2 separate regions of the Homo sapiens genome follow, and region 2 is linked to region 1. The links are chromatin loops, found by intact Hi-C in ENCODE. Cell type or tissue: psoas muscle. All regions are shown on one strand.

Region 1 (5,000 bases):
TGGAGCCTACCAGGAGGCCAAGAGGCCAAGAGGAGATGGGAGAAGGACCCTGAGACACATGGGCTGTGCTTCTTTCAGGAAAACCCAGGGTTGATGACAATGATCAGCAAACACGAGGGGAGGGAGGGGAAGCCTGGTGCCCAGGGCCCCAAGACATAGCTGGAGTCTGGCCTGGGCCCCATTTGGGAAAACTCAGAGGGTTGGAGGAGGTGTCTGGGGAAGAGTCAAGGGTGGGAGATGACTGAAGTCGGGGAGGCCCTGCCTGGAAAGGAGAAAGCTGCCTGCTTTGTTTCTACACTTGAAAAAATGCCAGCCAAGTTAGCCTCACAAACACTGTGGGCACAGACGGAAGAAAACAAGATATTAGGTATCTGGAGCTGGATTTTTCCGATGACCGGGTGCTTACTAATCTAATCTTCCCAGGCAGAGTGACGAGCTTGCAGATTGCAGAGAGTGATAGATGTTACCTATCTTGAGTTCAGTTGGGCCGTTGCTCTTCGCTGCGTGACAAACCTCCCCCACCCCCAAACCAGGAGCTAAAGGGAACATTAGTCCTGTTCTCTGGATGACAAGGCGGAGGACCTGGGCCTCCACGGGCCATCACATATAGCAGGGGCTCAGAGTGATGTCTTGGGGGCCCAGGCCTGTGTGATGGTGTCATGATCTCCAGGAATGGAGAACAGATGATGTGTGATGTTTTGCAGAGGACATCCAATGTGGGTGGGAAGGGGTCTGCCCAGGGAGGAAGGATCTGGACTCACGGGGCTGAGGTGAGGGGGGTCAAGTGCCCTGCAGGGCCAGAGGCACTGGCCGGAGGGGCTTGCCCAGGTCCTGGCTGGTTTGGGCCTGTTCGTCTCATACCTTCCCCAGGCCTGGCACTGGGCTAGGATGTGGATCTTATTCTGTCTCTCCGAGGCAGCAGTGGGGCGGGTACTGCTGGGTGAGCCCAAGCCCGGGGCTGCCGCCGACTTCAACACTGAGCTCTCAGCCTCCCACGTGCCTCCCGCCCCCTGGGCCGCTTCCCCCAGAGATGAGTAAAGGACTGAAAAATTAGAACCAGGAGGGAAGTTTGGGGGAAGGTGAGGCTGCAGGCTGGTGGTGAAGTCTGCAAGCACAGGAGGATTACGGCTTTTTACACGAAGGGTGTTGGGTGGGTGGTTCTCTCTCCTCTGCTCTGGACAGAACACAGGAAGCTGGCTTGGATGGCAGCACCGAGCCTTCGAGCTGGGGTAGGGAAGAGATCTTGCCAGCAAGGGGCAGATATGCAAATGAGTTACTAGTAAACCTCCGTGTGTGGAAGTCTCAGAGATGGGCTGGTGATGCCTGGTAGCCGTGACCACCTGCAGCAGAGTTCCAGGATTTCTGCAGGGACCACTGTGGGAGCCCCCCGGGCTGCGTGAGAATCCCCACCAGTCACTGAGTCAGTCCAAACCTTGGTGTCCCTATCTGTGTATTGACACAAACGTTTCTGCTCATGAGACTGCTGTGAGGATTGGAGAGATACTGTGTGTTTTCAGATCGAAAGTACCACACACGTGCGACCCTCAATGCACACACGTGCACACGCATGGACCCTGGCAGATGCGCTGGGTCCAGATGAATCATGGAATGTGCTGGGGTGTGCTCTGCTCCCCTCCTCAGCCCCCTTCCTCTCCCTGGACTTTCTCGAGTCAGAGCAGAGATCCTCTGGGGCTGAGTTCAGTTGCATGGAGCCAGGGGAGCCACAAGGGCCTGGCGCTCTACGCCTCCCTCCTGGGCTTTCTCCCCCAGGCCTGGGAGCGGAGGAGACATGGAAGCAGCTGGGTGGATCCAGCCAGAGGTGAGAGTATAACCAGCAAAGCAGCATTTGCAGGCTGAGATCTCCTCCCCCTGCTGCAACTTACTGGGAGCGGGGCCTGTTGCACAACCAGGCCTGCCTGGACGTTCACCAGGAGCTTACCCAGAGGGTGGCTGGGGGCCCAGGACCTTTCTGGCTGCAGTGGCTCCAGGCCTGGGCCACCCCTCACCCGCTCAGCCTGGACCTAGGCCCTGCTGGCTTGGCCCCATCTCGGGACTGGCCTGGGCTGGGGTGGGGCTGTCCTCTGGCTCCTGTCTTTGCTGACCCTGCAGGCCAGCCCTTGCAGCTGTAAGGGGTTAATTAACAGTCACGCCGGGCAGAAGGGTGGTAACCAAAGGGGAAAAAGTGGGGAAGTGACAAAAGTTGAAGAAATCTCACAGGGCCCTCACAGCTGGGGGCTCTAGTTCCTGATTCTCTTGCTGAGACGGTGCCTGACGGCAGCCCTTGGCCTCTGCCTCCCCTTCCACCCCCGCCAGTGAGGGTGCAGGTTCCCCTCCCGACACATCCCCCCAAGCACCCCTGACTCAGCTCCTTCCACAGCCTGCAGATCCCGCAGCGGGTGGCTGTGGGGCTGGGAGTCTGGTCAGGGGTCAATTGCATTTCCTCGCTGGTCTGCCCTGGATGCTTCCTACTCAGAGGCCGAACATCTGAGTCTCAGGGAGGTCAAGTGACCAGCGGTGTGCCTGAGCTCATGGCCAGTGGTGTGGCTGGGATCCAACCCCCGCCTGCAGTGGGGCTATGCCGCCGAGTTCCTTACTCCTGAACTCTGCAGAGGGGTCTGGGGAATGGGCGAGAGGGTCCACAGCCAGGAAGGCTGTCATGCACGCAGTGGAGCTTTAGTGCGCCCTGTCCTGTCCGGGGTGGGAACCGGTGAAGGACTTAACCTGACAAGGGACAGAAGTGCCTCCCCACGAGAACTCGTCCCTTTGAGCAGCCACTCATGGACCCAACAGGATAGGAAGCACCTGCAGCCCTCTCTGCAGGGAAGAAGCCCTGACTCTGGGGAAGAAGGCCTCCCTTGGGTCTTCTCTTGGGTCCTCTTGCTGAGATTTGGACCCAGGGCTCATGCCCATTAGCCTGGGAGTGTCTCTCCTGGTCCTCCTGCGTGTCCTGTCCTGACAGAGCGGACATGCATTTCTCCAGTGTGACCACATCGGGGCTGAGTTTAAAAAGCCAAGTCCCATTTCTAGCTGGTAGTGTTGAGAAGGAAGCCACATGGGGTGGTGAGGAGGTGGGTGGAAGAGGGGGGCCTGGCTCCTGTGGGAGGACTGCTGTCCCACTGTCCACCTCCCCTCCAGGTCAGCCCTGGGTCTCCCTCCTCATCCTCCTGAGCATTCTCTCCATGAATAAGGGAGGTGATTCCAAGAGGCCCGTAGCGGGTCCTGGGGCAGAGGCTTCGAGTTTAATTTTATCGTGAATACATTTGGTATCGTAATGAGAAAGCACAGTAATAATGATGATGGTAACAAAGTCATTCATTCAACATCGACTGCATGCCACAGCACACCCTAAGCTTGGACGCTCTGATATAATCCTTCCCACAAATTTAACATCCCTAGTACTGATGAAGACGTTGGGATACAGAGAAACGTGCTGAGTTTCCACGGCTGGAGAAAGGCAGAGCTGGATTTAAACCTGGGGCCTGGAGCCCCATGCTCGCCCTTTCTCTATGTGGCTCCTTAAACCTGTAGGTGATCGGCTCCATCCTTCAAGACCACACTTGGGGTTTGTCAAGGGTAAAGTAGGTTTATCATCTTAAAGCTCTGCTTTGTGCTAAGGCTAGAAAAAAACCCGATTGCTCACCTCAGAGCTTACAGGTGAAGAAATCACCATTTGCCTATTCACGCGGGGCCAGGGAGATGGTGGAGACACCCACAGTTGAGGGGCTGTGAAAAGAGAGGCTAACTCTAGCTCAGTAAGTTTTTAGCCAAGTGACCTTGGGCAAAGTCCCTAATCTCCCAGAGCTCCAGTTTCTTCACCTGTAAAATAGGTGTGATAATAGCTTCTGGCAGGATTTATGAGTTTACATGGCTGCCACAGCATGGTACCCTGAACTGAGTGACGTCAACGACAGAAACGTATTGTTCTGCAGACCCAGAGTCCAAGATCAAGGTGCAGGCAGGGTCGGTTCCTTTTGGTCCTGGGAGGGAGACTGTTCCAGGTCTGCCCCAGCTCCTGGTGTTTTGCTGGCTGTCTCTTCCTGATTTCTGCCCATGTGGCTGTGCTCCTGGGGGATAAGACAGAGTGTCACAAAGTGGCCTGTGCTAGGCCAAGATGTTGGCTCCGTTGAGACAGAACCATGTCCTGTGTGCTCAAGCACAATCTATATTCCAGACCTCTGGGGAAAGGTGGGGAAAGAGATGGGTGAATGCTCTGGTTTCTCTCTTTAGTTGACGCTAGGGTAAGGGCCATACCCTCTGTTTGGGCCAGATTGGGCTGCTGGGCTGGGAGTCAGCTCTAAGAGCCACAGTGTGGGCCTTTCCCAGATCCCTCGTGGAATGGGGTGAGCAAGCTGCTAAGCTGCTGAGCACAGTGCTGCCAGCTCTGCGCTCCACCAAGCTCATTTTTATCCATTTCATTTTTACTTGGCAAATAATAATTGTCTGTATTTATGGGGTGCAATGTGATGTTTTGATACATGTTTACATTGTGAAATGATTAAATCAAGCTAATTAACAAATCCATCACTTCACAAATTTATTTTTTATACAGAATGGGGACTATAATAAATAAAAGATGCATTGCATATTTCGCAATTGCTAAAGCATAGTAGATTTTAAATGCCAGCTTCACTCTCTGTAGTCCGGTATAGACGTGGCCCCCCCCCATGCCCTTTCAGTAACAAAAACATACACACACATGCATGGATATGGAGCTCTTTAGACACATGACCGGATACTTGAAGGGCTGCTACTCTTTGGGACAATGTTGGCTGTTTACTGAGCTGTGAGTGAAGATGCTTACAAGATGATCAATGTGCTGAAGAAATTCCACTTTGCACTGGGGTGTAGCAGGCCAGCCCAGCCAAGTGCAAAGAGCTGATATCGTATTGGGAGCATGCTATGGTAATTGTGTGTGTGGTGGTAGGGGGCCTACTAAAGTTAGATGGGTAGAGCCATGGTGATACTTCATTTACCACCTCTGTAATCTAAGAACAGAAGCT
Region 2 (5,000 bases), 140 kb before region 1:
CTGATCTGACAGGAGGCGGAGCTCAGGGAGTAATGCTCATTCACTGCTCACCTCCTGCTCTGCCTGGGATTCCTAACAGGTCACAGACCGGTACCAGCCCACTGCCTGGGGTTTTGGGGACGCCTGCTTTAAGAAACTAACTGTACACTCGTTTCTAGAAATTCAAGAGAAGGAAAATCTGTTATACTTACCCGCATTTTCTCTTTTTCCTTTGTTCTTTTTTCCTTCCTGATATTCCATTAGTCTCCGTTTGAGTAATTCCTGCTGTTTCAAGAGCATTTTTTGGACAGTCTTTTAGGGTAGGTGTGTTGGTGACATGTTCCCTTAGTTTTCCCGCATCTGAAGTCTTGTTCTTGCCTTCAGTTCTGCAGGATATTTTTGCTGGATATAGAATTTGGGGTTGACAGTGTTTTTTCGTTTTAGCACCTGACATTCTGTGGTGCTTTCTTCCTTCTATCAGGGTTTCTCATGACAAAATCTGATTTCTCATATGAAATCTGCTGTTATTTGAATTGCTTTTTCCCCAATGTAAGTAAGGTGTGGTTTCTCTCTCCTTGATTTGTCTTTTCATTTTTGGAAGTTTGCCTATGATCTCTCTAGGCATGGATTTCTTTAGGTTTATTCTGTTTGAGGTTCTCTAGACAGCTTCTTTTGCCAAACTTGGGAAATTTTCAACCATTATTTCTTCACATGCTTTTTCAGCCCTGCCCTTTTTCTCTTCTCTTTTCAGAACTCCAATGACACTAATGTTAGATCTTTTATTATAATCCCAGAGGTCCCTGAGACTATGTTAATATATTTTTAAAAAATCTGTTTTCTCTCTGTTGTTCAGTTGGGCAATTTCTGTTGTTCTGTCTTCAGGTTCACAGATGGTTTCCTCTGCCCTCTCCACTGTGCTTTTGAGTCCATTCAATGAGTTTTTACTTTGGTTACTGTATTTTTCAGTTTTAAGATTTCCCTTTCATTCTTCTTTACATCTTCTGCTTCTTTACTGAGTTTTCTATTTTTTCATCTTTTTTTTGCCTGTTCATAATTGCTCATTAGAAGATTTTTCTGATGGCCCCTGCAGAGTCCTTGTCAGATTATTCCAACATCTGTGTCACCTCAGTGTTGGCAACTGTTGATTGTCTTTTCTCGTTCAAGTTGAGCTTTTCCTGGTTCTTGGAATGATGAATGATTTTTTTTTTCTTTTTTCTTGAAACCTGGGCGTTTTGGGGGTAATGTTATGATGTGGAGCTTATTTAAATCTTCTATTATAGTGGCCTCTGCTGCACCACCCTGGCTTGGGAGGAGGTGCTCCTCACGTGGCCTCCAATGACATTGTGGGGTGGAGGCATCTTACCATTGGAAGGTGATGAATGTCGCAGTTCTTACTCAACCTTGACAACCTCAGTGGGGAGAGAGCAGTGCCTGATTATCCCCTGGGTGGTGGATGGGGTGGGTGGGTGTTCAGGCTCCCAGGTAGCCTCTGCTGATGCTTATTGCTGACCTGCAGGGATGACTGTCTGCTCCCCACTGCACCTTCTCTGACACCATCCTGTTGTTCAGGGTGGCGTCTTCTGACAGCAGACTGAGGGGGGCCATCTAGCTCTTCACTCCCCTTTGCTGATGGGGTTAGAGTTGGGGCCACAGTCTTTTCTGTGGCGTTTGGTTGAAGTGGGACGGTTATAGTCTAAAAGGTTTTGGTTTCTTGGCTTCTCTCTTACAGTCACCATGTAACAAATGCAGACATCTCTGAGATCACCATGCAGTGAGGAAGTCTAAGCTGGTGGCATGAAGAGGCCACATGGAAAGGGCTAAAAAAGGGGCCAGCCTCAGTCATCCCAGCTGAGCACCTGGCTGGGAATAAAAGAGGACTCCGTGGATGTCCAGCCCAGTAAGATGACCTCAGCCCCAGCCACCAACTGACCAAGCACACAAGACATCGTGAGGCTGCCTGCTGGAGCCTGGCCAGTGGGACTGTAGAGTAACTCATTGTCGTAAGTCAATACTTTTGTGGGTGATTTGTTTCATAAAGTGGCCTCCAAAAGAGAAATTGGGGGTACAGAGTTTCTAGGTATAATCTTGTGCATTCATTATAGTTGTAATCATTGATAATTTATTTGTGTATTTTTCCTGAAAGTTTTATAACAACATGATTTATAGTGCATAAAATAAACATATCCCTACACCCAACAAACCTACCTGTTTTTTTTGTTTTTTTTTTTTTTGAGACAGGGTCTCACTCTGTTGCCCAGGCTGGAGTACAGTGGCATGATCATGGTTCACTGCAGCCTCAACCTTTTGGGCTCAAGCAATCCTCCTACTTCAGCCTCCCAAGTAGCTGGGGCTATGGGCATGTGTCACAGCACCCAGCTATTTATTTCTTTTTGAGACAGGGTTTCACTCCTGTCACCCAGGCTGGAGTGCAGTGGTGCGATAGCTCACTGCAACCTCTACCTCCTGGGCTCAAGCAATTCTGCTGCCTTAGTCCCCCGAGTAGCTGGGACTATAGGCACATGCCACTGCACCTGGCTAATTTTTGTATTTTTTTAGAGGCGAGGTTTCGTCATGGTGCCTTGGCTGTTCTTAAACTCCTGAGCTCAAGTGGTCCTCCTGCCTTGGTCTCCCAAAGTGTTGGGATTACAGATGTGAGCCACTGCATCTGGCTAATTTTTATATTTTTTTGTAGAGATGGATTTTCACCATATTACCCAGCTGGTCTCGAACTTCTGGGCTCAAGTCATCTGCCTGTCTCAGCCTCCCAAAGTGCTGGGATTACAGGCATCACTGCACCCCGCCTAAAAGTGCCTTAATTTTAAAAGAAATACAGGTTTTATTTGATATGTGTCTAGTATATTCTTAGGACTTTCTTTTAACCAATAAGAACCCCTACCAACTATCCCCCAAGATATAGAATTTATAACCCTATGTGATGACTGTATGTTTTGAACCAAAACCAAGTATGATGAATGGTACCAGCTCAGGGGCCCTGGAGACACGAGGAAGCCTCACTGGTGAGAGGTGACTGCCTGTGGGCCGCACAGTTTCCTGGAAAGGCAGTGAGAGCATCTGGTACCTCCAGACACTGCAGAAACAGTGTCACAGAAACATCTCAGAGGCGTCACTTCTCTTTATCAAGATTTTAAAGTGATTTCAACATTAAAAAAAAACAACAACAATGTAAAGAATTTGAGTGTGGAGTGATGATCATGCTTCCAGGTTAGGATCAGGCTTTTTCTCCCATTGTCTTGTTGATTTAAGGTGCAGGAACTCCTGGGATGGTGTTGCCCAGTGACACAATCCCAGTGTGGCCATTTCTGATCCCGAGAAAGCAGTCAGGAGTGGGTGGATGCAGTTACAGTTCATCAAGTCCTGCTAGTTCAAGTCATGAGTCCTGAATTCTCCAGGAGGAGCCACTAAAGAAATGCAGAAGCAGGCAATCCTTGCAATAAGGTGGGATGAGGTTCTTTGGTTGCTGCCGTTACGGGGGTGGGGTGCATGTTGGGGCCTGGGGGGTGAGGCTGAGGGCTCCCCCAGTCTGTCCCTCCCTGAGCCTGAGCTCTTGGTTCCCACCCAGTCCTTTGTTTCTTTCGTCTCTGGGAGCACCTGCACCCCTGGTTTGCAGCGTGTCCTAGGGTGAGTCACCATGAGCCCCAGGTTCCCATGTGTAAAGGATGGGCAGCGCTCCCTCACCTGCTTCTGCACTAAGCCCTTACAGAGCCCTCAGACGGAGACTGCTGCTTTCATATCTTGCAGGCCAGCAAACTGCCAGTGTGAAGGATGCCCAGGTAACCTGCCCATGCCAGAACGGCCAGGAGATGGTGGAACCAGAATCTAAGCCCACGCCCATCTGACCTCAAAGTCTGTGCTCCTGAGGTTCGCACCGAGTTGCCTCCTAAGACTTGCTGAAACTGGATCACGTCCATTTACCCATCTCTGAGAGAAATGCAAGCTTTAAAAAAGGAAATATTTACTATGGATATTTTACAATAGTTCCAAAACATGAAAGTTTTAAATAAGATATTCTTAACCATCCTCACCACATCTTCAGGTTCCCTTACAGCCACTGTGTTTTGACGATTGCCCATTAGAAAAAAAGACTATGCTTTCTGTAGGTTTTAAAGGAATGGTGGTGAAATAAGGAGCATTCCCTGAGCAGATCTTGCCTGCGGGCACACCTCTGAGCATTGGACCAGGCGAGAAGAGCCCATGTGTTGGCTGCTTTGGGATCCCAGCACTGCCAATGGCAGGTGGGCTGTGGCCCAGGGAGAGAACCTAGCCTTTTGCATTCTCTTGCCCCATTTGAAAATGGAGACGATAGTGGCGCCCCGCTCAGTGTTATTTTGAGGATTTGAATGTATCTCAGATGTAGTACCTGGAAAAATATAAGTGCTCAGTAAATACGGTTGCCAGATAAAATGCAGGAAACCTATTTAAATTTAAGTTTTGGCTGGACAATGAATAGAATAATTTTTCTTAGTATGAGTATGTCCTTATATTTCATCTGCTAAATTTAGCAACCTCCTCAGTAAACGATCACTACAATTGCAGAAACGCCTTATGACAGATATAGTAAATCTGTAAAGAAATAGGAACTTGCATTTATTTTTACTAAGCTCTGACTGGTTAAGATAACTGGGCAAGAGAAGATATCTTCGACTAAACTTGCAGCACATAGAGTATAGAGATTCAAATTTGAAGTCCTATAGGACTAGAATGGCCAGAGGTGAACTGTAGCGAGCTTATCTAAAGAGGACCAATTTCAAAAGTTCCTCAGAGACTTAAATGGGCCCACAGACCCCTCCTGTGTCTTTGCATAAGCCAGCTCGTTATATCAGTTATAAGTTGATTTCCAGAGAAATGTACCCTGGAGATCCCTCTCCCACTTGAAATAGGACTGGCCAATCCAGATGTCCCCCAGGTGATGTTGGCTCAAATGGAGCTCCATATATTGGAGAATCTATTCAAGAAAACAAGCAAAAGTATTTGTGACTGAGTTAGCTAATGCCAGCTGGTAT

The links. Peaks named below come from ENCODE experiments on the same cell type or tissue, not always from the same donor. Only the 100,000 strongest peaks of a DNase experiment are listed, where the experiment ranks them.
Region 2: it touches region 1 in a loop (3.0-fold over the local background); 55 of 110 quality-filtered maps call a loop at or near these places.

Annotation. Positions count from the first base shown.
Region 1 is chr2:8,532,206-8,537,205 of GRCh38, reverse strand. No RefSeq gene overlaps it. Among named protein-coding and RNA genes, the nearest start is that of LINC01814, 49 kb to the left of the region's middle. RefSeq lists cis regulatory regions at 1-1,530, 1,553-2,555. In psoas muscle, no CTCF peak of the experiment used is centred here; DNase peaks (open chromatin) are centred at 1,965 and 2,295.
Region 2 is chr2:8,670,016-8,675,015 of GRCh38, reverse strand. It overlaps ID2-AS1 (ID2 antisense RNA 1), which reads left to right. Exons shown (of 4, transcript NR_110154.1): 2 at 1,709-1,979; 3 at 3,244-3,435; 4 at 3,739-4,032. Among named protein-coding and RNA genes, the nearest start is that of ID2-AS1, 9.3 kb to the left of the region's middle. In psoas muscle, no CTCF peak of the experiment used is centred here; no DNase peak of the experiment used is centred here.